Regions from separate parts of the Homo sapiens genome. Here region 1 is linked to region 2. The links are chromatin loops, found by intact Hi-C in ENCODE. Cell type or tissue: heart left ventricle. All regions are shown on one strand. Links, peaks and the distances in the headings refer to the core of each region. The heading gives the core; the rest is flanking DNA. Region 1 overlaps KRT32 (keratin 32). Region 2 holds the start of KRTAP29-1 (keratin associated like protein 29-1).

Region 1 (13,250 bases), core at 10,276-12,775, 160 kb after region 2:
CTCAATAACTAGTGAGTGAATGGTGGCATGTCCTTAAATAAGGCAGGATCTGGATTGTGAAGAAATAAATCCATATCCCACTCACAGTCCTCTCATTGCAGACATCAGCAATGATGCTTGTTGAATGGAACTGGTTGTAGAACCAAGTGGTTGGGCCCTTGACATCACAGTTTATTTCTGGCACCTTCAATCCATCTTTATGAACATTCATGGACTGTCATCCCCCCAGGCAACCCCTCCAATTCTCCCATCACCAATCCTCAGCCCTCTCTTTCCATGCCACTGACACCAGAGCTCAAGGCCTCATCTTACTTTTTGTTGGAGCTCCTTAATGGTCTCAAAGTGTGAGCAGTAATTGGAGCATATGTCAGGGCACTGCCGTTTGCTCCACTGCTGGCTCTCAGCACCACCCCTGCTTCTCATTCTCCTGCTCCAACTGCTGCAACTTCTGCAAGCAGTTGGCCAGGCACTCACTTAAGAACTGCATGATCCCTTTCCCACTGCTGCTGAGGATGTCTTCACTGAACCAGCCACAGGTGCCCATACTGGCAGGGATGTTCCTGGTCCCTGGCAGAGGACAGGCAGAGTGACTGCTGGCAGGGCCAGGCTGGACTGACTGTGAGCCACAGGTTCTAAGGAGATGGCTACTAGGTTGGTGACTCTCTTACAGGTGGGCCCCAGTCTTAATACTGGGATCTACAGACATTGGGTACAGAGTTTCTAGAGTGGTTTCTGGCCACAGCCTGTCTGGAGCAAGGAGGCTTCAAATGGCTCTTGCCAAAGCTTGAGGAGCAGGGATTTCTGCTTTAACTAGAAGCCATGGTCCTAGACAGTTGAGTTGCAGATTGGTGACAAGGGCCAGGTGCTCAGGTGTGAGTGTTTCCTCACCCAGAGCTTTTATTCACCTGCCATAGGAGCAGATGTGATACACAAGCTTTCCCCCAATGAATCCTCATTTGTTCTGCCATCAGAACAACCCATCAGCAGTTATTCAGTCCTCAGAAGTAGCTCCCCACTTTATGAAAGAAAGGGCTGACTTTGGACTTCTTGTTACTGCCTTCTGTTGTGAAAAGAAATGTTAAATGTTTTCTCTTTAGAGATGCCCCATTGAAAAGTTAGACTTTGTTCCTTGAGTGACTATCTGGCCTCTCTCTAGGAATGGCATTGGCTCTAAGATGAATCGTCCTCTCCACTGACCTTCAATACCCAAAAAAGTAAAATTCTCTGATAAGAGCCTCAGGAATCCCTAAAGAGCAATAGAGCAAAGACTGCTAAGTTATTAGAACTAAAGAAAACTTCCAAGTACTAATTCAACCTTTCGTGCTTCAGAGACCAGAGAAGGACAGTGAGCTCCCCAGGGATGCCAAGCAAGTCAGATACAGAGCCAGGACTGGTCCCAGGGCCCCTAGCACATTCTGTTTCCTCTGCACCAAGATGGACAAGCTTTTTCTGTTAAAAAGACAGATGCTAAATATTTTAGGCTTTGCAAGTCGTATACTCTCTTTGTACTGCAACTACTTAGCTCTGCCATTGTAGCACAAAGCAGACATAGACAACAGGGAAATGAATGGGTGTGGCTATGCTCCAATAAAACTTGATTTACCAAAACAAGTAGCAGTGGGGTTTGACCTGTGAGCTGTAGTTGCCATCCCTGCTTCACACAGCACAGTGAATGAGGCTTAAAAATTGGACCCCTTAAGCATGTGGGAGACCTTCAGTCCGCTCTGGAGCCAGAGGGCTGGGCAGAGGGAGGGCACCTGGGAATGGATGGTGAACTCCAGGACTGGACGCTGAGCCTCAGACACCAGGGCCTTCACTCTACCAGGGCATTTACACCAAGACTGGAAGTTCATCCAATGCTCTTAGAGCAAAGCAAAGCTACCCATATGTTGTTGTTGCTGCTGCTGCTGCTGCTGTTGTTGTTTCTGAAACTTGGGCTTCAGAATGGCTCCAAAATATGACTCAGCTGCCATTGTAATTGGGGAAAGTCAGAAGAGAAGAGAAATTTGTTGCCAAAGCATGTTTTCTTTACTCAACATTCATCAGGCACCTACAATATGCCAGGCATCATGACAGGCATTTTTATATGTACTATATCCCAACAACTCTGTGAAAAAGGTAGAATTACTCCCATTTCTAAAGGGGAGAAGACTGAGATGCATAGAGATTAAGAGTTCTGCCAAAATCACACAGCACATTAGCAGCAGAACTGGGGGTCTAGCCCAGTTTTTCTGAAGCCAAAGGCACTGATCTTCTCCATTAATCCTAGATGCTCATTGGTGACTTTGTTTACATATTATGATTAAGGGACACTGCTATTTAAATACAAATTTGTCTTGATCAGTTGGGCAAAAAGATAGACATCAAATGATCTTAGGAACTTTCTGTTTAGCCGAATTGATATCATTGCATTCAAGTGTTACATTTTATGAAATACAGGCCGGGTGCAGTGGCTCACGCCTGTAATCCCAGCAGTTTGGAAGGCCAAGGTGGGTGAATCACCTGAGGTCAAGAGTTCGAGACCAGCCTGGCCAACATGGTGAAACCCCATTTCTACTAAAAATACAAAAATTAGCCAGGCATGGTGGCATGTGCCTGTGGTCCTAGCTACTCAGGAGGCTGAGGCACAAGAATCACTTGAACCCAGGAGGCAGAGGTTGCAGTGAGCCAAGATCATGCCACTGCACTCCAGCCTGGGCTACGGGGCGAGACTCTCTCTCCAAAAGAAAAAAAAATTATGAAATACAAAAAGAATATTGTTTTATTATTAATGATTTTCCTGGTTATACCCTGGAAGAGGCATATTCTTTTTTTGATCACTCTCTAAAAGGTTTCCTAATATAGTGGTGAAGAAAGATTCAGTCAGTGCAATTCAGAGTCCACACACAGCCCCAACTCCCAGATGCCAAACCCAACTCCTGGATCTTTCGGGAAGCTGTCGCCCTCTGGCCAGTCTTCCTTGAATGGCAGTTCTGCCCATGGGCCCTCACTCTCACCCCCAGAAGAGGGTGCTTTGCACTAGGGCAGTGAGCAGCAGGGGTGAGGCCCAAACTCTTGAATAGCCTTGGGGAAAGTGGTGTCTTTAAAAAGCACACCCTTTTCTTTTCCAATCCCGCTCAGAGAGGATCCCTGATACCTGTGAGGGTTTCTCCAAAACATCAAATATGACAGAGGTTTTATGACTTGACCAGGGTCCTGCCTACATTTCCCTATAAACTCTTCCCCTATAAAGAGTTAATTAGATGCAAATGCTTTGATATGAGGAGAGAGTTCCTCTGAGAATCTCCATGAGTGGTACACTGAGTCCAGTTCCCAGGAGATTCCGGTGCTGGTGGGGGATAAATATCTCCCAAAGTCTATGCCCACGGCTTCTTCATCCATCAAATAAGAGACAGGCTAGGCAGGAGGGTAGCTCGTGACACCTCTGGCTTGAAGTACCATCCAGACACAGAAGATGATGGGCCTCACTTCTAGCAGAGGAGGGTACTCCTGGCCCTGGGCTGTGGGGCTTGGTTTCATATAAAAAGCTTTAACAGTCATCTTGGGAGTCAGACAGGTCTTGGCAAGTGGGAGAGACACACAGGTGTGGGAATGGGGACCGAGTTGGACTGAAACAATATGCACTGGGGAAACGGAGACTCTGGAAGTCCCCAGGGGGTCCAGGGTCCAGGACTTCTGGCCCACAACTCCTGTGCAATCATTCCTGCTGAGGCTCTGGGCTGCAGCTCAAGGTCTTTGCTCTTACTGAGCCCAGTGCTCAAAGAAAGAGGAGATGCTGAGTCTGGTAGTTGCTAGCGATGCTTTTTAAGAGAACTATATTCCCAGGAAGAAGTTTCAGCTTCTCAGAGAAAATGTCTCCCTTCTTTGGGAAATGAAAGAAAAGGAGAGGGGAAATATGTATTAGCCTGAAATAATAATAAACCTAGGGTGCTTGGAGAAAGCATAAAGTGCTTGGAGAGACCTAAGAGGCTTGGCGTCAAAACCCTTGGCTTCAATTTCCACCTGTTGGTTGTGTCTGTGAGCACATCTGTCCACCTCCCTGGGTCTGAGATGACTCTTCTGTAAAACTGGGAAAGCTGAGCCAGATCATCTGGAAGGCTCCTTCTAGTTCTGACAGTCTAAGACAGCTCTGTCCAGTAGAACTTTCTGCAGTGTTGGAAATAGTCCATGTCTGTGTTGTCTTATTTACTACCACTTAGCCACGTGTGACGAGTGCAACTCAGTGCAATTCAGTATATGAAACATTCATATACCGAATGTTTCAGTATATGCAGCCACATGTCGTTATGAACTACCATATTGGACAGAACAGGTCTAGGATTATAGAACCAAAGCTTTGGTCTGTTCTGTGTGTTGTTTATCAAGCTGAGCACATTCCAGAAAAGTTTTGCACCGGGGTTGAAATTAAAGATTGCTGGTTTGCACGCAGTTATGAGAAAATTCAATTAGCCAGAACCCCTCTCTCTTGGCATTTCAGCTCCTTGAAATTTTACCCATCCATCAACCAGGAACCACAGCTTGCTAAGCAGTATGTTCATGTCCCTGCTGTCAGGCTAATGACCTTGTCTGCCAGGGATGCCTGCAGGATCATGTCTGGAGAGCAGCCTGCAGGCAGCTTCAGGATCCAATCCATTTTTCATCATTTCTTGGCAAGGCCAGAGGGAGGATACTTAATAGAAACATCATCTCAGCTCATTAAGGAAGAACTGTGTGTTTGGAGGGTGAGGTTCAGAAAGGTGTTCAAGATTCCTGTCCCCAGCTCTCTCCTCTTTACCTGCCATGGCCAATCCATTGCCAAGTCAGGTCCATCACAGTGTCTCTTAGATTGATTCCTTATTTTTCCATGGTCCCTGACATTGTCTTGCCTGAGACCCTGTTAGCTTCTTCCACAGCCTAACCCCTCCTCTTAGCTATCCTGTCTGTGTTACTTGGTGATACTTTCTAAGATGCCACTCAAGTCATGTCATCTTTGGGCTCAAATCCTGCAGCAGCCCTCCCATTGCCTTCAGGATAGAGTCCAGAATCCAGGCTTTTTGTGGGGTACCCAAGGCCCCCCTACTCTCTGATGCCTTTCTACCATTTGAGCTTCATCCCCATCAGCCTCTCACAGGAACTCACTGCTCCAGCCAGCAAGACCCCTTGAGGCCTTCCAAGCATGACCCCCTGCTCTCCTGAAGATCCCCACACACTTACTTGCCTATCTGGTGCCCTGTAGACCTTCTATTCAACCTCCAAGACCTATTTCAAACGCCACCAGCTACAAGAAGCCTTTCAGATCCTCTCAGCTTAAGACTTTCTCCAAATCTTGACTAGTGTTTACTCTTTCTGGGTAGGAATTTGGCAGTTAGAATGGTTAAAATAACACTGCTGTGAAGCTAGACTTGGGTTTAAGTCTTTGTCCTTGCATGTAACCTTCAACAACTAACTTGACCACTCTATGCCTCCATTTCCATGTCTAAAATGGATACCATGTGTACCTTACAAGGTGGTCATGAAAACTGCATAAGTTAATTTATGTAACATGCTCCACACAGTACTCGGTGCATTATAAGTGCTCAAGAATTAGTAACCTTTGCCATTATTACTATTATTACTGTTACTATTATATGGCCCTTATGAAGAAAGGAGTGGCATCTTATGCACATGGGTCTTAGCTCCTCCTGTAATTACAAGTGTTTGAATGGTGGTGATCACTTGCATTTTTAATACCCCCTGCACCCAGCTGTAGTTTGCAAATAGTGAGGACTGTGAATGCGAATCGGTTGAGCATCTCTAGAGCCCAAAGGCCTCGATTTCAGTCCTGGGTCTGCCACTAACAAGCTGTGTGACTTTGGGCAAGTTTCTTAACTTCTCTGGGCCTCAGTTTCCTCATTTACAAAATGGATGCAATAATGGCATATTTTTCACGGATTGTTGCAAGGATTAAATGAAGCATTACTAACAATGTGTCTGGGAACTCTTCCTTGGATTAGCCAGCCTCTAATGCAGAACCTGCACCCAGTAGCTGCTCAGTGAAGATATTTTGAAAGAATGAATGATCACATTGTACCAGCTGTAATGAGATTTAGGGGTGGGTTTATTATGATATGATTCTCAATTACAGTAATTTGGCCTAGGTTTCTGGCATAATTATCTCCCTCCTCTCTTTATTCTTTTATTACTTGGCTCTAGAGTAATTGATTAGTTTTAACTGGTTTATGGCATGCGGGCCCTTTTAGTGAACACCTCTCAAGCCTCTATGGAAGCAGAAGGAGCATAAAAATAAATACAGAATTTGCCCACGTTCCTCTTAAGCCCAATTGAGTAGGATTGGCTTGTGGATGCAGCAGCGTAAGTGACAAACAGAGACAGACATGTTTGCAAGGCCACTGAGTACAGCTCTATTTGCCAGTTAACTAAGAACACACGCTCTTTGAGGCAGCACAGACAACCAGAAACATCACCAAAGAGAACAGTTCACCCATGGAAAAAAGAGGCAGTTTTGAAGTGATGAGGGCTTAAGTATCCCCTGGAGTATCAGAGCTTGTTGCAGGTGATCCACGGTCCTGCTCAGGGTCTTCCTTGCTGACCGGGGCTGGCCCTGCTCTTCTGGTGGCCACTGAATACCAGGCTGCCCAGCCCCAGGCCCTCCAGGATCCACTGGCACAAAGGGACTTCAGTAGCGGCCCTGGGGGCAGGGTGAGCAAGGCATGCCAACAGTGCGTGGCACACAGACGGTGCGGGGCACGCATGGGGAGGGCACACAGGTGGTGCAGGAAGGAGTGGAGCATGGGTTACAGGGCAGCCTGCAGGAGAAAGTCAAAGAGAAACAGGATTAGTAGAGAAGGCCCACTCGGCCACAGGTCCTGCCAATTCTCCCCTCGGATGCCTCTCAACCCCATCTTCCGTGCTTTCTCTGCCCAGCCTCCCTGGTCCCAACCTCCGCCATCTTTGCCTGAGTCACCTCATGGCCTCCTAACTGATCTCCCCAACCCCACTTGGGCCCCTCCTAACCACTGTCCACTTAGTAGCCAGAGCAATCTTCTACAGTCACAAATCCAATTATGTCCCTCCCCTCCCTAAAACCTTCAGTGGCTTCCATTTGAGCTCAGGATGAAAAGCAGCTTCCTCTGGAAGCCATCATTCTCAGCAAACTAACACAGGAACAGAAAACCAAACACTGCATGTTCTCACTCATAAGTGAGAGTTGAACAATGAGAACACATGGACACAGGGAGGGGAACATCATATACTGGGGCCTGTCGAGAGGTGAGGGGAGCAGGGAGGGAGAAAATTAAAACAAATATCTAATGCATGCAGGGCTTAAAACCTAGATGACGGGTTGATAGGCAACAAACCACCACCATGGCACATGTACACCTATGTAACAAACCTGCACGTTCTGCACATGTATCCCAGAAGTTAAAGTAAAATAAAATAAAATAAAGAAAAGCAGCTTCCTTAATAGGACCTGCATGATCCTGCTCCCACCTCTTGCCCCAGCCTCACCTGATAGCTCCATTGCTCTGGGAGCTGCAGGTACTCTGACCTTCTTCCAGCTCCTGCAGGGACTGTACTGCTCAGGCCACAGGGCTTGTGCCCTGTGCCGTACATCTCTGGAACCCTCTTCCCTCTCCACTCACCTACATTTCTTCTCTTGTTTAAGAGCTCAACTCAACTCTCACGTCCTCCTTGAAGCCTCCCCCACCTCTCTGAGACAAAGCCCCCATGGTACATGTATCTCCTTTCATCGTGAGTAGTAATCATTCTATTATGGTCTGTCTCCCCGGCCAAGCAGTGAGGCCAGCAGCCACAGACCCATGCCCACCCTGCATACCTCACATAGAATAGGCACCTAATAAGAATATTTGGATCAGACAAAACAATAAATGAATGAAGAATTAATACATGGTGAAAGGAAAAAGGATGATCTCAGAGACTGACAGGCATGCACTCAAAACCAGGAACAACACACTGGATGCTGGATGGAAACCCAGTAGCTCAGAGAACCAATGGGAGGCCTGAGGATCATGTGCAACCTGAAATGTGTTCCATTTGCCTGGCACTATATATTTTCTTTAATTTTTTGAAAATACTTAAGAATCAGGAGAATTTAACATTTTTAAAAACCCAGATTCTCAGCTTCCCTGGAACTATTGGAAGATCAGCAATATTGGACCTGCTTCTCACACAGTAGAAGTGGCCCTGAGGGCATGCCATTGCCTGGATTGGACAAGGCAAGAGCTTTCTGCTTTTCTACCATCTCCGTATGACCCACGTCATTCATGCATGTTAATGGCCTGGTCCTTGCAAATGTTTGACACAACACTTGCCCTGAAGTTATAGATTCTGAATGATGGAGAAGCAATGCCAAATGCGGAATAAGAAACAGCTACAACAGTCGTCAGCCCACTGGGTGTCCATGGCCCAGAGGTACCCTGCATTCAGACAGCCACCAAGTCCTGCTGATTCTACCTGCACAGTGTCTAGAGCTGATGCCTCTGCTGCCCTAACTCAGGCCCTCCCTATTGCTTACCTAGGCTGTGGCCAGGGCCTCCTGGACAGTTTCCCTGCCTGGTTCCCCTCCCTCTACTCAGTTCTTCCTGCTGCTATCAGGGCCATCTTCCTGAAGAACAGCTTTGAGCTTGAGAGACATTTACTGAGCATCTACTATGTGCCACGTACAGGGAATAAAATTGTATTATAATGTCTCTGCATTCTAGATGTTTACCATCTAGTGGAGAAGACACACAGTAAATTCTCTCATTTCCTCCTCAAAACAATTTCCACTCACCTATAAATTAAAGCCCTCCCTTCCCAGTATGACCCGTGTTGTTCTCCATAAATGGGCCCCGGCTGATCTTTCCTGTCCTGCTCCCCACCAGGGCTCAATTACACAAGGCTACCTATTGTCCTGCTGACATGCCAAAATCTCCGTTCTGAGAGGAATGGAGCTATGAGGTGAGGCTGGGGTAAGAGGTGGGAGCAGGATTGTGTAGGTACTATTAATAAAGCTGCTTTTCATCCTAAGCTCTGGACAGGCCATGACCTCCAGTCACCTGTCTGCCTATCTCCCTAAACATATGGAAATGACAGGAGGGCAAATGCCCTGTCTTCCTCTATCTTGGTGTCCTCCATAGCACCTGCCCCATGGTGGGCACTTAGAAGGAGCTTGCCAGCTTGGAATGAGATAGAATGGTCTCCGAGGGGCTTGGTTCAGGATGGCAGCATGAACACCACTGCCTGACTTCCTTCAGAGCATACCAGCTTCTTAATGGCTCCATAGTCAGGACAGGGTTCTAAGCTGATGGTCCCTCAAGGGTAGATCCAGTTGCTTCCTATAACCTCCCAGAATCCCTGCCCACGTCTCTCTAAGCCTCAGCTGGGCCTGCGTACTTGCAGTCCTCGTTCTCCAGCAGGCTCCGGTACGTGTTGATCTCGCCCTCCAGCCGGGCCCGGACGTCCAGCAGCACCTGGTACTCCTGGTTCTGCCGCTCCAGGTCAGCCCGGATCTCAGCCAGCTGGGCCTCAACGTTGGTGATCATGCACTGCATCTGGGCCAGCTGGGAGCTGTAGCGGGCCTCACTCTCCGTCAGCGTGTTTTCCAGGGAGTCCCTCTAAGGCAAAGGAAGACATAACCATGAGGAAGGGAGCTGTTTACCATGGCCTGCTTCAGAAAGAACCAAGAAGAGCCAAATCTCCCTTTGATGCTGGAAATGAGCCCTCCCTACACCAGTCACTTTGGAAACGGAAGCCCAGAAAGGTCAAATGACTTGTTCAAGGGTAAACAGCTGGTACATTATGGAACCACAGTTTCTGTTCGTAAATCTGATCCTAAATCCCTCCTTTCTTCTGCAACCTTTGTCTGCCTTCAGGATTGGATCTGAGATTTCCCAAGTACCTCCCTGCCGGCATCATTTAGAACAGGGGTTTTCAAACCTGGCTGCACATTAGCGCCACATGGGAGCCCTCAAAAAATACCCATGGCTGGCCGGTCACAGTAGCTCATGCCTGTAATCCCAGCACTCTGGGAGGCCAAGGCAGGTGGATCACCTGAGGTCAGGAGTTCGAGACCAGCCTGGCCAACATGGTGAAACCCCCACTCTACTAAAAATACAAACATTAGCAGGGCATAGTGGTGCACACCTGTAATCCCAGCTACTTGGGAGGCTGAGGCAGGAAAATCACTTGAACCCAGCGGGGGCAGAGGTTGCAGGGAGCTGAGATCATGCCACTGCTCTCCAGCCTGGGCAACAGAGTGAGACTCCATCTCAAAAAAAAAAAAATAGCTGTGATCAGGTCCCACCTCCAGAGACTCTGGTTCAGTTGGTCCAGAAAAGAACCTGGGCATCAGGATGGGTGATATTGAGATCCATAGGTTTGGAAGGGCAGGCTAAGCACAGAACAAGCCTTCTTGTGGAGTTGAGTTTGACAGTGTCCACCTAACCCATGTCTGATTTGAAACATCCCTTTTTTATCTCTGAGCTGGATCTCGGGAGAAACCTCCCTCCGGGAAAAGTCAACAGGATGAGCATCCATGGTGGCTGAAATCTGAGCCTCCTCTTCCTCTTTCCTGGGGACCTGCACCTATGCTCAGTACCGCCTAGGATCCGGAGGGATGGGTGCCCACCCAGCAGCTCTCACCAGGCTGTGCTGGGCCTGCAGCTCGATCTCCAGCGTGTTGACCGTGCGTCTCAGGTCAATGATGTCTGACTGGTAGTTCTGAAGCTGCTCAGAGCTTGTGGCCACCTGTTGGTTAAGCTCCTCCATCTGCAGTTGGGGGAAGGAGAAGGCTAGAGTCCCTTCCTAGGGATATGGAGGAGGCCATCCCCACCGTGAGAGGCCCACCTGCATATTGAACCATTCCTCCACGTCCCTGCGGTTGGCCTCCACCATGGCCTCGTACTGACACCGCATCTCCTCCAGCACCCTGGTCAGGTCCACCGGGGGTGCAGCGTCCACCTCGATGTTAAGGCGGTCCCCAAGCTGGCATCGAAGGGAACCGACTTCCTGAAAAGGCACAAGACCTCCAGAAAAATGTGACAATGATAGGATCCTGGCTCACCTCCCCAGGGAGACATGAAAAGATGCAACAAAAGTTGCTAAAGATTGAAACATTAGATGGCCCCTAAGGACTGCAGTCCACTCAGCAGCATCCCAGTGCTCTTCAAACTCCAGCTGAATACCCCTGCGATGGGAACCTCACTGCAACACAACACTTCCTATCACTTTGGCAGAAGCCAAGAGCAGCACCCTGGTTTGTTTGATGCATTTGGGCTAAAATGGGAAACCGGTACCCCTAGTATTCCCAGTCTCCCTCCCCACCTGTGTTCATCCTGGGAGGAGGGTAGCAGGAGCCTGGCTTGACTAGTTAAAGGCCCGAGTTAGGGCAGCTGCCTCCCAGGCTTGGCTGCCAAAGAGGGAAAGTTGTCACTGAGTCTGCCAGGATGTGTGATAACTTCTCATTAGTGGCTTCTTGGTGCCGTTCCCAGTTCTCTGATTTGAGCAAGATGAGTCAGGAGCCCGAGGGTGCTCGGTGAGTACGTGGTGACTGATTGTTACTTTACACTTAAGCCTGAGGAAACCCAGCCAAGATTCAGAGGCACTTGTTCATTCAAATCCCAAGTCAAGAGGTTGAGAGTCAACCAGGGAGGGGGGAAAAACACCATGGCTCAGGTGGGCTTGGCAGCACACAGGTGCCCAAAGCAGAGGGCTTCCCCTCCAAGAAACTTCAGGAGATAAGGAAAAATCAGAAAGTAAAGGGCTTCAGCTTGAGCATTTTATATGCAAACAGAAGGGAGGACAAAATAAGGATAGGGGCAAAAAGAGGAGACCACTGCAGCTGTACTCCCTCTCAGAAGAGATGGGACTGCTTCTGAGAGTTGAGCCAGGCAGAGATGGACAGGCCATTCAACGTGAGATCTGGAACATAACTCACCCCGGCACCACTGCACCACTCTACCTCTGCTGTGTGGCTCTCGAGAGAAAAAAATGCAGTTGCCACTAGTGAGTGCTTGGCAGTCACACTAGCCCAGGAAATGCAGAAGGGAAGGGGGCTACACTTCTGAGAGTTGACCAAGTGGCAGGTGTTTCATACCCATGCCTTGGGGATTTCCATGATCCATATCCTGTCCATTAAATCCTCACAATAACCCTGCGTGATCATGTTGTCCCCATTTTACAGAAGAGGAGGCTCAGGAAGATTCCATAAATTGGGCAAAGTCACTAAAACAACATGTGGCAGGCTTGGGAATTTCAACCCACGCCTATCCAACCCCATACCCCACGTTCCTCCCCCTCTGCTTCCCGGGGCCACTTCAGCGGGACTTCCAGCCTCACCTCCTCATGGTTCTTTTTGAGGCACATCAGCTCCTCCTTCAGGGACTCAACCTGGGCCTCCAGGTCAGCCTTGCACAGAGTGAGATCATCCAGGATCCTGCGCAGGCCATTGATGTCGGCCTCCACCAGCTGCCGCATGGCCAGCTCTGCCTCGTACCTGCACAAGGACAGGGTCAGCAACCAAGGGTGAAACAGAATGCAGAACTCAGGGAAGGCCTTAAACTGCCGGCACTTTCCAACCCTCCGTGAAACTAATGGAAAGTTGCCCCAGAGCCTATGAGGACAGGTCCTCCCCAGCTCCAGCCCCCCGACTGAACTCACTTGGCCCTGAAGTCATCGGCAGCCAGTTTGGCATTATCAATGTTCACAACCATCCTGGCATTCTCTGCCTTGGTACACAGAATCTGTAGGCCAAGGCACATGGAGAGGGTTAGTTCAGGATGAGACGAAGCAAGAAGAACCCAAATGAAGAGAAGACAGCAGCAAAGGTAGGATCCAGCAGCCCTGCAGCCATCCCTGCAGAAGGTCCTCTTCCCTGGAACTCTGGGAGATATTTAGCGAATTGCTAGTCCTTGGAGAACTTGAGATGTATTTTTTAAGAACCTGAAGCTTCGTAAATTCAAATTCCCCATTTTGGATGTGCCAAGCAATGTGGAAGGGAAGAATCTCATGTCTGAAGTCACTCATGTGACAGTTAGAAGGGTCTTTGACATTTACTGAAAACTTACCGTGGACCAGGGGCTGTTCCAAGCACTTGACCTGCATCATCTCATCAAATCCTTTTGACAACCCCATTAGATAACGACCATTATTATCCCTGTTTTACAGATGAGAAAACTGAGGCCTGGGGAAGGGATGGGACCCCCAAAGTCATGCAATGAGGCAATGGTAGAACTGAGACTAGATCCCAGATCTCTCCACATGAAAGCCTC
Region 2 (14,907 bases), core at 8,174-10,673:
TGATCAACTGATATGCAAGATTCCTTAAGTCATTAAGGATTTATGAAGGCATGTCTCATGCCTGTAACCCAGCACTTTGGGAGGCTGAGGCAGGCAGACCACTTGAGGTCAGGAGTTTGAGACCAGCCTTGGCTAACATGGTGAAACCCCATCTCTAGTAAAAATACAAAAATTAGCCAGTTGTGGTGGCATGCACTTGTAATCCCAGCTACTTGGGAGGCTGAGGCTGCGGCTGCAGAATTGCTTGAACCCAGGAGGCGGAGGCTGCAGCGAGCCAGGATTGCACCATTGCACTTCAGCCTGGGCGACAGAGTGAGACTCTGTCTCAAAAAAAAAAAAAGACTTATGAAAGCAATGATCATACAAGTTCTGACCATTGTCCTGAATTTTAACCAAGGTACCCGTCAGAGTAGGAAACCTACATCTCAGAGTGGTTTTGCCATTACCAAAGCCATTCTTGACTTTAGTTGTTTTCAAAGTTTACACCACCCGATTTAACTGCCATTATCCTTCCCATTGGCTGTTTTCATCAGTTTCCAGGCAATTCCACCCATTTATTTGTGGGTCACTGTCTTTCTTTTCTCCTCTAGGCCTGTCTCTTTTTTTTAGTGAATTCAACTTCCATAAGGATAATTCATCAAACATCTTGATCTCTCAGTTCGTTGACCTCTTCACCAGCCATGAGTTTTCCCCTTCCTCCATCCCAGTCACTCATTACCAGAATAATTTCCTGATCCTCATTATCACAAAAATGGAACCAGATGAGAAACTAACCAGAGTATTTCTTTCCATAAGATTTATTACACTTAGTTAACAACTTTCTGCCAAACCATCCTTCAGAGCTAAAGGGAATACCATATACAGTAATAAGGAAAGGATGTTTCCTTCCCAAAGACAGGAATTGTTGCAAAACTGATATATTTAAAACCCCAGAGGAAAAAAAATTGTATTCTTAGATTTGGGGAAACTTGTCCCTACATAGAAAGCCTCCAGGTGATTCTAGCCCATAGCCATTTGGATATTTCCAACCAAAGTCCAAGACATCTCAGATTGTAGACAAGCTCTCTCTGCTGTGCACTGGCTGAATTCCTGACCCACAGAATCCACGAGCATATTGGAAACTGGAGAAAGGAAAATTCTTGCTATGCAGTGGCAGAAAGTACTCTGTCATCCGCAGTTTTGAGGCAAAAGTAGAAAGGTTCCTGGTGAACTGAGTGATCTAACTAAGGAAATTTCCAACTAAAGTCTTGAAGGTGTTCTTTGATTTCTTCTTGCTGACTATAATAAAATGTGAGAAGAGAAAGATAAATTGAGAGAAGGGCTGATTAAAAAAAAAAAAAAGGATCCTGGACAGTATTGTTTGTTTTGAAAATTCTCAGCCTCTCCAATGGCAAATAATGCTAAAGTTTAAAAATGACTTCTAAGCAAATATCAAATTGAAGACAATGCCAGAGAAATTCAGATATACCAGAAATCATGCCCTAAAGATAAAGCTAACGTGTGGCTATAAGATTTTTTAAGATCTGAGAAAGTCAAAAATTAGAAAATTATTTTCATTTCAAAAATGAAAAATGGGGAACAGCTACATACAAAAGCCCCTCTAAAGATATTAAGCGAGGCCGGGCGCAATGGCTCAAGCCTGTAATCCCAGCACTTTGAGAGGCCGAGGCGGGTGATCACAAGGTCAGGAGATCGAGACCAGCCTGGCCAATATGGTGAAATCCCCTATCTACTAAAAAATACAAAAATTAGCCGGGCATGGTTGTGGGCGCCTGTAGTCCCAGCTACTTGGGAGGCTGAGGCAGGAGAATCGCTTGAAACAGGGAGGCGGAGGTTGCAGTGAGCCAAGGTCGCCGCCACTGCACTCCAGCCTGGGTGACAGAGTGAGGCTCTGTCTCCAAAAAAAAAAAAAAAAAAAAAAATATTAAGTGAGAACCTCACAGACACTCTCGGATAAGTCAAAGAGGCTTCTAGGAAACTTAAGGGCATTGTCCTCAGCTATTACATCAGGGGTCCAAGTGTTTATCTCTAGATGATCTGTGGTAGTAACTTTTGTCTAATAGAGTAAACTCCAAGAAGATTCACAGGAGAACCACAAATTTTTTCTAAAAATTATATATACAAACAAATTGCCAGCTTGAACAGAGGCATGTCTCACATGGTGGCAGACAAGAGAAGAGAGCTAGTGCAGGGAAACTCCCCTTTTTAAAAACATCAGATCTCGTGAGACTCATTCACTATCACGAGAACAGTGTAGGAAAGACCCACCCTCATAATTCAATCACCTCCCACTGGTTTCCTCCCATGACACATGGGAATTGTGGGAGTTACACTTCAAGATGAGATTTGGGTGAGGACACAGTCAAACCATATCATTAGGTTAGGCTGTAAAGGGACTGTGACTTATATATATATATTATATATATATATATTTTATACTTTATATATATATATTTTATAATATATATTTTATATATTATATATCTATTTTTTATACTTTAAGTTCTAGGGTACATGTGCACAATGCGCAGGTTTGTTACATATGTATACACGTGCCATGTTGGTGTGCTGCACCCATTAACTCGTCATTTACATTAGGTATATCTCCTAACGCTATCCCTCCCCCAACATACCAGGCCCTGGTATGTGATGTTCCCCTTCCTGTGTCCAAGTGTTCTCATTGTTCAAGTCTCACCTTTCTCTTCGCTTCCTCTGGGAGAATCCAGATGCTGTGCTATGAGGACAATCAGCCAGAGTATGGAGAAGCCCATGAGGCAATGAACTGATATCTCTGGCTAACAGTTGGTGTGAACCAGTGGCCTTCCAGTGTCCACATAAATGAGCTTGGAAGTGAATCCTTCTCTAGTTGAGCCATGAGATGACCGCAGCCCCAGCCAACACCTCACCAACCATCTCATAAAAGACCCCAAGCTGTAGGTATCTAGCTAAGCCACATCTAGTTTTCTAACCCACAGAAACAGTGAGATAATAAACTTTGTTGTTTCAGCCACTAAGTTTTGAGATAATTGTTATGCAACAATAGGTAACTAATATAATGAAACAGGTCCATGTATCAAAATGCATAGTTCTTAAAAGCAATAATGAAATTTAAAAAGTAAATTGCATAATTTTACATCACATACATAAATTCTTAAATCTGCAATCCTTCATACTAGGTCTTGTTTAAATACTTTATAAATATAAGATGTTTATATTTTTATATAAATTAACAGTGACTGGGAGAATATACAATAAAATTATGATAGAAGTTATATCTGAGATGAAAAAAGGGAAATAAGACTGAAGAGGGGACTTCAACTTTACAAGCATAATGTTTCATTTCAATTAATTTTTTAAAGATCCAAAGCAGAAGTAAGAAAATGCCAATTTGGAGAGGCAGGTTCTTGTAATATTTTTCTCAAAATTTTCTTGTATTTTTAAAATTGTTCCCTGCCCTGAAAATAAGTGTAAAGAAAGATTTAGTTACATGTTCAGGCTTGGCAGAACATTGCTTATTAGAGGAGATTCAGATGTTTTATGGACAAGCCCTAGCAAACTTAAAAGGAGAAAATACATGCTATGTCATTTAAACTGTTGCCAAGCATGGTTAAAGACACAAAGCTTCTCAACTCATGTTTCACATTTGACATGTTTAGAATGTGAAGTTTGCATGTTGGCAGATGGCCGGTAAACACACTTGCCTATAAAACTGAGAAATCTGTCATTGGGACAACAAAAACTATGAGGTAGATGGGTAAAAAAAAAACTATTATAAAATGAAATTTGAAGTTTCAGGTGTCTTGAGAATCCTGGTATCAATCAACAAATTATTAAAGTTAATATAACTCCTAAACAATGTCTGCATCCTCTTGTAAGAAGCATTCTTGAAAAGTCTATGCAATATGAGATGAGGTGCATCTGCTTCCCAGAGCCATATCCTTCCTCTAGCATGATGGAAATCTCCATGGAAGGTGTGGGAGAGAGAATTTGAACAGGGTGTCCATCAAAATGTCATTTCTGGAAGACATTCTATCCACGGTAATTCCTTTGTGGTGTCAAGTTCCCTCTCTCTCCTTCTTCCTTTTTAAAAAAATTTTCTTTTGGGACCTTAGTTATAAATAATTGAATTATTATCATCTGTGATTTTTGCATGGTCCCTCTCTTATTTATTTTTTATGTACTTATAAATCAGTTAATTTACTTCTTCTTCTCCCTTTACTCCCTTCGTTTCCTATAGGCCACTATGCTATTCTGTCTAATGTATATTCAACGCATATTAAATTTATTTAATGGATTTGTATATATCCTTATAAAGTATTGTTCAGTACACATATACTTTATGTAAATAGCAATCAGTAATATATCTCATTCTGGTTTGTCATTAAGCAGAATTTTTAAAAATCCATCTATGCTACAGTGTGTATATGTAATCTATTGTTATTAATTCCTGCATGATACTCCATGAAGAGGATCACCGAGTTGCCTACCCACTTTCACAGTGTTGGACACCAGCTTTCCTTTGACGTTTTTGCCACCATAGGGATGCTATAGTGAACATCCACATGTACACCTCCCTGAGGACCTGTGTGAGAATTTTCTGGAAATACACACTCAGGTGTTGGATTGCTGGATCATGGAGCATCACTTACATAATTTACATAAATAGTTTCAGATTGTTCTTTAGAGTGGCCAAACAAGCCAACAATCCCATTAGCAATGCAGGAAAATTCCTGTAAATTCCCACTCCCACCAACACTTGGCATTATATAGCACAGGAGTCAGAAAACTATGGCCCATTGATACAGGAGCGGGGCAGGGAAGTGCTGGGAGAAGAAGGGTGGGTCCCTGGTGAGGACTCCACCCCTACTGTGCCCACGGACCTAGGGAACAGGCATTTCTGAATGAATAAGAACAGGCATTTCTGTTTTTGTGCCCAAACGTTGCATTTCCCAAAACCACCCTGGCCCACCACGCCCTCATCCTGTGCCTAGTGGGAAGAGACACAGGCAGCTGGACATCCGAGAGGAGCAAATCGTCAGAAGAGCACACCGACAGGCAGCGGCAGACGCCAGCAGGACGGCAGGCCATCGACAGGGGGAACCATAGTGAGTTTGTCGGGGGCGGGATGAGGGAAGCCTGGCTGAGCAGCCCAACTCCAGGGGAAAACCACCTTCCCACTCCATCCCCCTTCTGGCTCCCCCGTCTGCTGAGAGCTACTTCCACTCAATAAAACCTTGCACTCATTCTCCAAGCCCATGTGTGATCCGATTCCTCCAGTACAACAAGGCAGGAAACCCTGGGATACAGAAAGCCCTCTGTCCTTGCCATAAGGCAGGGGGTCTAATTGAGCTAACTAACACAACCCATCTATGGACGGAGGCTAAACTGAAAGAGTACCCTGTACACACACCCACTGGGGCTTCAGCTGTAAACACTCACCCCTAGACGCTGCCGTGGGGTCAGAGCCCCAAAGCCTGCCCATCTGCATGCTTCCCCTAGAAGTGTGAGCAGTGGGGCACGGAAGAAGCGAGCCACGCCCCCGTTGCACGCCCTGCGAGGGGAACAAGGAAACTCTTCCCGTCTCACCATGAGCCAAACAGAGCCCCAGCCTGTTTTTACAAAGTTTTATTAGAACCCAGCCACACTCATTTGCTTACATATTGTCTATAAATGTAATGATATAATGCAATGATACAACGGCAAAATTCAGTAGTTGCAACAGAGACCATGTGCCCCACAAAGCCTAAATTATGTATATCTGTCCCTTTACAGGATAAGTTTGCTGGGCTCTGATATAGCACTCTATTTTTTGCAAATCTAATACCTGTAAAGTAATATGTAATTGTTATTTTAATTTTGAAATCTCTGAGAAATAATACTTTTGAGAATTCTTTCACAGGCTTACTTAAGGATTCATCTTCCGTGAAGTTCCATTCATGTCTCAAGAGAGGTTTTGCACAGGGTGTCCACCCAAAGATCGTTTCTGGGAGACATTCCATCCATGGCACTTCCTTTGTGATATCAAGTTCCCTCTCTCCCCCTCCTCCTTTTTGTTTCTAATTTTCTTTTTGGACCTCAAAATTAGTCAATCACATTTCTTATTTTATGGCATACTAAAAAGATATCCTTCCAAATCTCTTCCCCATCAGTTCCAGAAGTACAAGAGGCTTCAGTTTTAATCAGTTTGAGAATATTTAGAACCTCACAGAACACATCAACAAACTCACAAGATCATGTAAATAAATGAGCCCTCAGAGGTAGAATAAACTAACTTCTTCGTGTTATAGATTAGCACCCTGGTGTTACATAAGGTCATACAGTAAATAAGTGGCCAGGATGCAACTCAAGCCTTCTCCTTTGAGCCGTGGTCTAGTGCTTTTTCCTCACCACCACCATAGAAGTCCTCCTCTGAGTTGCATTTCCAAGCAGGTCATAAGGCAAATGCCCATACTCTTGTCCTTCAGTGACCTTGATGTCTCATTATTCCCGGGCTCTTTTGGTTAGTTTTCCTTCATCTGTAAGGTTTTTTTTAGAATGTCCCACACATATTGGCAAGACCTATTTAACTACTGAGAACCTCAAATCACAGTGATTGAGAGGACTGGAACGAGAGATGCTCAGCCAGTGACCATCAGGTAAGTTTATGAGCAGATCCTAAGGTCCCTCCTCGGGTTGGGGAGAAGGCCCGATCTGGGAGAAAGTCAGGGCACTGGTCATAAAGACATAAGGACAGAAGTCCAACCATTTAAACTGGGACAGGAGTCATCCAAAGGGCAGGGGGGAACAAGAGGGTGATATCAGCTGGGCCAGTTAGATGGGGAAGGCTAAAATGCTAAAATCAGTCTTTTAGTGCACTTTACTCAGGTTTGGCTAGGCATGTTTTATAGGCAATTGTAAATCATGGAGCAAATAAATCAACCTTAAGTGCAGCCATACAACTAAGTTGAAATGTGGTGTGTGTCTGTGTGTGAGTGTGTGTGTGCATGTATGTGTGTGCATCTGTATCTGAGTGTGTGTGTGTGTACCTGTATGCATCTATATGTGTGTGCATGTGTGTGGGTAGAAAAGGTACTGAAGGCAATACCCATACATAGTTAGAAATAAAAGGAAAATACCCATTAGAAGACTAGAACAGATCTAGCTACTTGAACTGTTGAAATGATAAGCCCACCTATATCTAGGGATTCAAGAAGCATTCAATGCTTCTTGAATTCAATTCAAGAAGAGATTCAGTGCTGACATTAGTCAATTCAACTGCAGGTAGAAATTCTCCACCTGGACCCTTCCATGTTCAGGTGCTAGATTTTGTTCTTATGGCCATCCCCCTCTTTTTTGACCCAGAACCTTCTTTCAAGACTACGACCCTTGTGATTCTAAAACTGGGGATAAAACAATTAATAGTCTCTCTACAGATCCAAAGTATACCTCAGTGACAGAAAAATGTGAACTATGAAGATTTGTTTGCTAGTTACCAAATTATTGCTGCTCACCTACAGGTACACCCTTCATTGCCTGCTCTATGATAATACAAAGGGATCCTATGAATATTTCTCCTTAGCCAGCTGACACAATGTCCCAGGCAGGAGAATCGCTTGAACCCAGGAGGCAGAGGTTGCGGTGGGCCGAGATCACGCTCTTGCACTCCAGCCTGGGCAACAAGAGTGAAACTCTGTGTCAAAAAAAAAAAAAAAAAAAAAAGAATCTTAAATGAATTAACCCTAAGCTATTCTCTATGGCCAATACCTCATGTTTGTTTTCATCTGTGGCTTTCCAGAACCATTTTTGTTGTTGGCTTCCTGTCTACTCACTATAGGGAAAATGAGCCCACTCAGCTCAAAAGAACTCTTGGTGGTGAAAATTTTGGAAGCCAGTGAACTGTTTGCCCTTACTCTCGTCCAGCTGGAGAATCTATAATCCTAGACACTAGCTACCCTTGCAGACCAATGCAGACCCACTGACTTAGATGACTCAGGCTCATTGTGTTCAAATGTGACCTGAAGGAAATCTACATAGAGGTGTGTGTAGGAATGAAAGCACTCCAGGAGTCTTATTTATTATACTTAACCAGTCACATTTTTATTAGCAGCTGGCAGCAACGAGGTCTTCTGAAAGACCAGGCAGCATCAAGAAAGAGAAACAAGAGAGGGTTTGCTAAAGTGAAATGAATTGACATCATCAGGAAATGCAAGCAGCAGTGTGGTAGTCCATGGTTGCTGAAAGGTTATTCTCGGTTAAGAAGGATCTCTTCGTGCCTGGACAAGTTCCCTGGTCAGCACCTGGAGAGAATGTGAAGGTGGAATCAGGGTAAAGTTAGAAAGCAGGCAGCATTTGTACTCGGTGGGAGGCAGGCACCCAGGGATGGCTATGCATTTATAGACAGCCGCAGACCCTCAGAGGAGGTGTGAAGAGGGCTCCATTAACAAAGTGTTGCCTTGCAGAAGCTGGACTCACAGCTGGGTTGGCATGAAGTCGGCAAGCAATTGGAGCCACTACTGGGTGATGTGCCTAAACCAGTCACACAGCAAGCTGATTTGCAGCCACTCTGGTTATAGGAAGGGGGTCCATCACAAGTTGGTTGGCCAGAAATCACAGTGTCACAAGAAGCTGGTTTGCAACAGTTCTTTGTGGAACAAGGGGCCTGGCAGTTAGCCACTGGCTGGTAGATGAAGCATGTGGAAGGAACCAGTTGGCAGTGAGGTGGCTGGCAATGGGAAGGCACACAGCAAGTAGTATTGCAAGAACTGAACACACAAGTCGATGGCTGGCAGGGAACAGGCATGTAGAGGGCTGATTGGCAAGGCTTGAAAATATAGCAGATGGGTTGATAATAAGTTGATTTACAGGGCTGGCCTTCACCACTGACGGGTTGACATGAACTTCCTTGGCACCAAGTTGGTTGGCATGGACTAGCTGTACAGATGGTTGGTAGGCAAGAAGTTTCCGGACAGGAGGTCACTTCAGAGCAGGATGGCTGGCAGGATCCAGCATCACAGCAGACTGATTGGCCACAAGCTGCCTGACATGATCCAGACATGCAGACAGATTCCTGGCAGGAGCTTTGCTGGCAGGGACTGGCATCGCAGCACTTTTCCTGACAACAAGTAGATTCCGAGCAGGATGGCTGACATGAGCTAACCAGACAAGGAGACTGACCAGTGCCAGACTGATAGCAGGCTGCGTGGGAGCACATAGGTTGGCAAACAAAACCCACACAAGACGTTGCTGGAAGGCGGGTAGGTTGACACGAAGCAGGATCACAGCCACTTGGGGCACCAATGGATGGCTGACAGCTTTCTTGGCATGTGACCAGTTGCCACATTCTGCTGTGGCAGGAACTAGGCAAACAGAGAGCATGTCGAAATCCACCTTTAACTGGGTATGTGGTGATGGTGGGCACAGCTGGAATGGCTGTGGTGTTTCCAGGACAACAGCCGTCTGCCATGGTGCTGGTGCTGACCTTGCTGGGAAGTTGCAAGCTCAGTATACCTGCATTGGAAAGACATCCGATACAGAGGGGCTTTTATAGTCCTTCACTAGGGGTGTTGGCACGCCATGCAGCATCTTTCCTTGTTATTGTTTTTACTCATTTGCATGCAAACATCTGATTAGCAGGCTTCAGGAGCCTGGGAGATGTTTCAACTTTGAAAAGGTGTCTGTTGAGTCGGGAGTTTTCTGCGCTGCATTTGGATTCGTTGACACTGCTCCTGCTCTTGGATGAGCTGTCTCTTTTACAGGTTGCTCTCCAGCCTCACTGAAGCAGGCCTTTCCTGGCACTAACCTTTCATCAGGAGGCCTCTGCCAAGCCAGAGTGGCCCTGCTGTTCCTCCAGGAATGCAGCTTTGCACCATTCAATCAGAAATGAAGCCTTGACCCAGTTTGGGGAGAGGATGTCAAGACGGGAAATGGAAAATTAGTCCAAGGAACCCAGGGACACTTAAGTGCCTCTACCTCTTTTTAAAACCTTCCCATTTATCATTCCTGAAACTTGTTTACTAGTACTATTACTAATAATAACAATAGAAATGGCTTTCATTTATTGCATAGTTACTAGATCAAGTCCTTGGCTGCATTTTTCACTGGATCCTCACAATGACTTCAGTAAGTATAATTGTCATCACTATGTTAGAAGTGGCAAAACTAAAAAAAAGTAATAAATAAAGAAGAAACCAGGTTTAAAACAAAGTTAAGATTAAAATATAAAACTTCATTGGCCCTTTTAGGAAGCTTAAAATCTCCCCCAAATTGGTTCCTCTCAAGATTTTTTTAGAACAGAAAAGAAGAAAACAGAAGTGGCAAAACTCATAGAGTTTAAATCATGTTCCCAAAATTATGCAAATGAAAAGGGGTAGAAACAAAATTCAAACCTAGCTTTGTCTGACCACCAAACCCCTGATCTTAACCACCTATTAGACCCCCTGACTTTGGGGAGGCAGGGAGAAGGCGACACTGATATAGTGGCTGCAGGCTGACACCCCTATGGCAACAGACTGGCTCGTGAGCAGGTTGCCCAGGCCCCATCCTGGGGATCCTCCGCCCACTCCAGTGACTGTAATCAGCAGCTAGACCACACTGGTGTGAGTACTTACCTCTACTTATCAATACACTCAAACACAGTCTTTTAATTTTGGAAATTTTTTAAACTACCAAATATTTCATCAGGAAGTATCAAACCCACCCTAGGGCATCAATAGCATATGAATTCTATACAAATAAAAACACGCCAGCAGTGATAATAAAAAAAATCACTGTAAAGTGGTGTTAATGTTAAACCAATCCCTTCCAAGAGGAATTCGTGAGGGACTTTCTTGGCCCTTCTGCTTTTCCTCCGGGCTTGTCCTGGCTCCGCATCACCAACCAGGTCCGGTGTTCTACACCAGCCAACGTTCTGGCCGGTTCACGCTGGAGGCACATGACGGAGTGGAAAGATCACGGTGTGGGGAGCCAGATGGGGCTGGCCTTGATTTCTGGCTCTGCCACTAACTCATTCTGTTGAATATGTTAGCTAATTACCTAAGTCTTCAAAGTATGGCGATTTCATCAACTGCGTTGTCATGTCTCAGGTTAGTTTTTTGTGGGTGTTTGTTTGCTTTGGTTGCTTCACAAATTATTGAAAATACTGAAAACGCTGAAGGGTACTTTGCAAACCCCCAGCTACAAAATGCCTTCTCCTTGGCACCCTCTTCACCTCCATTTTAAAAAGAAGAGAAACATTTTTGATCAGAACAATGTCTGGAAAACCTTCTCCCCTGCCATTGAAATGCCTTTTTCCCCACAGTTGGTTTCTATGTCACACCATGGATCACTTCTTTTGCCCTCCTTCTTGTCTGTATTCATGTTGGCATCTTTCAATCTGCAGGAATCCATGCACTGTGTTTTATTGCTGAATATTTACCCCCAAAGCTCTTCATCTTCCCAGAGGATGTATTTAATACTTTCAGTCTTACCAAATATGTCAATCAAACTGGGAACATGAGCATGTTTGAAAAATCACATCAACTTCAGTCCAATATCCTATACCACTTTTATAGTTTTAAAGCAATCCATTCTACATCCATTTTTCTCTAAGTGATTCTGCTCTTGTTTTCTTTTCTCCTAAAGGAAACTCTTAATAGCAAGAACATCTGTCTTGCTGTAGTTCAAGGCACTAAAAACACCTAGTGTATCAACAAAGACACCTGTGACCACATTGAGACATATCATGATCCATACAGAACCTAGGCTTTGGAAAGAACTGGGTTTTAGTCATTTGCATGTTACTTATTAGCCATGACAATCGTGAATTTTATCACTCCCTTTATATATATGTGTTTGTGTGTGTACATATGTGTATAAATGCATGTATACTCATACATATGTGTGTCTGTGGTTTTTGAACAATACACACATATATGTTTGAGTGTGTGTATATATATACACACATTATATTAATATACATAAATATATACACACACGTATGGTTTTCTGGAGCTTGTTTATATCAATCAACACTATGTTAGTAAGATTCATCCATGCTATTGCATGTCGCCATTTTCCAGTCATCTTCACAGTATAATATCCCATTGGGTGAATATACCACAATTTAATTGTCCATTGATGGGCACTTGGATTGTTTGTCCTTCGAATTCTGCATCTTATGTATAGGTGAAAAAATAGGAGAGAATACATATTACTTCAAAGAATTGCTGTAATCCATATGAAATGCTTAGTCCAGTGCTTGGCACAGAGGTTCAAAACCCTAGCCAACTCCTGTGTGTGTGTGTGTGTGTGTGTGTGTGTGTGTGTTTAGACAGAATCTCTCTCTGTCGCCCAGGCTGGAGTGCAGTGAAGTGATCTTGGCTCACTGCAACCTCCTTCCAGATTCAAGCAATTCTCCTGCCTCAGCCTCCTAGTAGCTGGGACTACAGGCGTGCGCCACCATGACCAGCTAATTTTTGTATTTTTAGTAGAGATGCGGTTTCACCACGTTGGCCAGGCTGGTCTCGAACTCCTGACCTCAGGTGATTCACCCACCTCGGCCTCCCGAAGTGCTGGGATTATAGGCTTTAGCCACAGCATCCGGCTGGCCAACTCCCCTCTTGACTCTGGAAGGAGACAATGATAAATCCCAATGGCTTGATGAGACAGTAACTCCAACACCAATGTGATTAAGTTTTGCTTTTGACTTTCTCCCTCTGCCATAGTCTGACCCAGTGGTTCTCAAACAGGGGTGATTTTTGCACTCCCAGGCAATGTTTGGCAATGTCTGGAGACATTTGTGATCATCACCCTCAAAGGATGCTACTAGAATCTGGTTCATAGAGGCCAGGGATGCTGCTTAACATCCTATAATTCACAGGACAGCCTTTACAACAAAGAATCGCCCAGCCCAAAATGTCAATAATGCTGAAGTTGAGAAGCCCTGGTCGACCCTCACACTGTGCTCATGATGACTCAAGCTGCCCCTTGAGGACAAGGAATAGGCCTCCATTCTGTGCACTAAGTGTAGGGAGTGACTGCTTTGAAGAGACTCTGTCCTTGGATTTTGTAAGATACAGAATTTATCCTATGAGTGTCTTGGAGGAAGTAGGAGAACATAAACAAAATTCTCACACAAGAAATCCAAGTTACCCAACCTTCTTTGTTGTAAGTATGATCCCTGATCCCCACTTGTTTTTCTTCCTGTGGACCCAAAAACAATTGGCTTCCTTTCCTCCCCAGTCTCTCTATATCCAGAACCATGTTCTTCCATTGAGTTCTCCACACCAACCAAGGCCAGAGGGATGTTCCAAAACCAGTGCTCTTCCTGTCACCTCCTTGCATGCAGCCCCTTGATGCTTTCATGTCAGCCCTGCATCAAACCGAAATACCTCTGTCTAGCATGCAAGACCCCACATAGACAGATCACTGTCTACGACCTGACCTCATGGCTCATTCCTCAAAGAACAACTCTCCCATGCCTCACCTAATGAACAATTTGCCCTCAAGCCCCATTCACTTGTACAAGTCTCCTTTGCCTAGAAAGTTTTTCCTTTCCTGTTTGTAACTGGTTAATTCCTACTCATACTGAAAGACTCGATGCCAGTATCACATTCTCCAATAATTCTTTCCTTGTTCCCCAACTATGCTCTGCTGAGTTCATGGTGCTCTATGCTTATCTCCAAGTACTTGGCACAAAGGAATGTCATAATTGTCTTGCTGCCCACCAGAGAGTGAGTTTCTTGAGAACAAAGACTGAGACTTCTTATGTTTATTCTTAGAGCTAAACACAGTCCCTGGCACCTAGCTGCTGTCTAATAATGCCAGAGGGATGGGTGGGTGGATGGATGGTTGAATGGAGCTGCTGTTAAAGAAGAAGCAAGTCACTGATGAGACTATGGCATTAATGGAAGAGCAAGGAGAACAGCAAGTTGCTTCAGCTTAGCCACCTTTATTGGACAGTTACATATTTTACCTGATTGGAGAAGTCCCTAAGGAACACAAGCATGCATAGCAAGGGAGCACATACATGATGACAGAAAAAACTACATGCAGGAAAGAGACCCGAGATGATGTGGCAAAGCAGCTCTTCTCAGCTTAATCGTAGCAGAAGACAAGAACCTGGAATGTCTCCCTCTCACTGTCCAGAAGGCCTTCATTTAAGTGATCAGGATACTGACATTTCTGATGAGTTCTTTGAGGGGTAAGCCGATTGTGAGTAACAATGCAGAAAGAAAGAGCTCCTAGCTAAGTCATAATGAGCTTTGGGGAGGACAGTGCAGTTTTGTCTCTAGCTGGTGGCTTGACTTGCAAGAATTGGGGGGCTGAAGCCAATTTAGCAGTTGGCAGGCTTGCTGGCAGCAGGCTGAGCTGCTGCGGCCTCACGGGTGGTTGGGCTGATGGGTTTGGCTTCAGTGGGCTGGCAGGGAGCCTCTTCTGAGACATCCACCTTGCAGGGGGTTGTGTCAACACAATCCAGTTGGCTGGAAGTGGATTTTTTGCAATCCCGTTTGCAAGAGTCAGACTCAGTGCAAGATGGGCGGAAGTAGACTGGGCGGCAAGAGTAGGAAGTGACACAGGCTGGGCGGCGCAGGATGGAGTAGCATGGGCGATAGCAGGCAGGACGGTAGGAGATGGATGTCATGTATGGCTGCCTATAGGTGAGGAGTCCAGAGCAGATTGGGCGGCAGATCGGACGGGAGACCGGGCGGTAGGAAATCGTAGCACTGCAAGGCCGTTTGCTGGAACTGGGTATGTAGAAAGTCCTAGGACAAGTTGGTCGGCAGATGGCAGATGCAGAAGACCCTGGACTGCAGGAAAGAGGTCGGCAGGAGGTAGATGGGCAGGAAACTGGCTCAGGGCAGACAGAAGGACAGCGCTTGACTACATAGCAAGTAGGTTGGCATGGACTGGACACACAGACAGCTGGTGAGCAGGGGCTGGGCTCAGAGC

Evidence for each region. A loop is a pair of places that touch in the nucleus more often than their neighbours do. Peaks named below come from ENCODE experiments on the same cell type or tissue, not always from the same donor. Only the 100,000 strongest peaks of a DNase experiment are listed, where the experiment ranks them.
Region 1: a loop joins it to region 2, with 12 times the contacts of the local background. A loop is called at or near these places in 5 of 110 quality-filtered maps.

What each region holds. Positions count from the first base shown.
Region 1 is chr17:41,453,455-41,466,704 of GRCh38, forward strand. It overlaps KRT32 (keratin 32), which reads right to left. Exons shown (of 7, transcript NM_002278.3): 2 at 12,640-12,722; 3 at 12,319-12,475; 4 at 10,828-10,989; 5 at 10,624-10,749; 6 at 9,376-9,596; 7 at 6,059-6,785. The coding sequence ends at 6,656. Among named protein-coding and RNA genes, the nearest start is that of KRT32, 7.3 kb to the right of the region's middle. RefSeq lists an enhancer at 6,237-6,738. In heart left ventricle, for the core only: no CTCF peak of the experiment used is centred there; no DNase peak of the experiment used is centred there.
Region 2 is chr17:41,293,410-41,308,316 of GRCh38, forward strand. It overlaps KRTAP29-1 (keratin associated like protein 29-1), which reads right to left and starts at 9,442. Exons shown (of 1, transcript NM_001257309.1): 1 at 8,417-9,442. The coding sequence starts at 9,442. The coding sequence ends at 8,417. KRTAP16-1 (keratin associated protein 16-1) reads right to left here. Exons shown (of 1, transcript NM_001146182.2): 1 at 14,291-14,907. The coding sequence ends at 14,291. In heart left ventricle, for the core only: no CTCF peak of the experiment used is centred there; a DNase peak (open chromatin) is centred at 9,142; H3K27ac peaks cover 707 bases.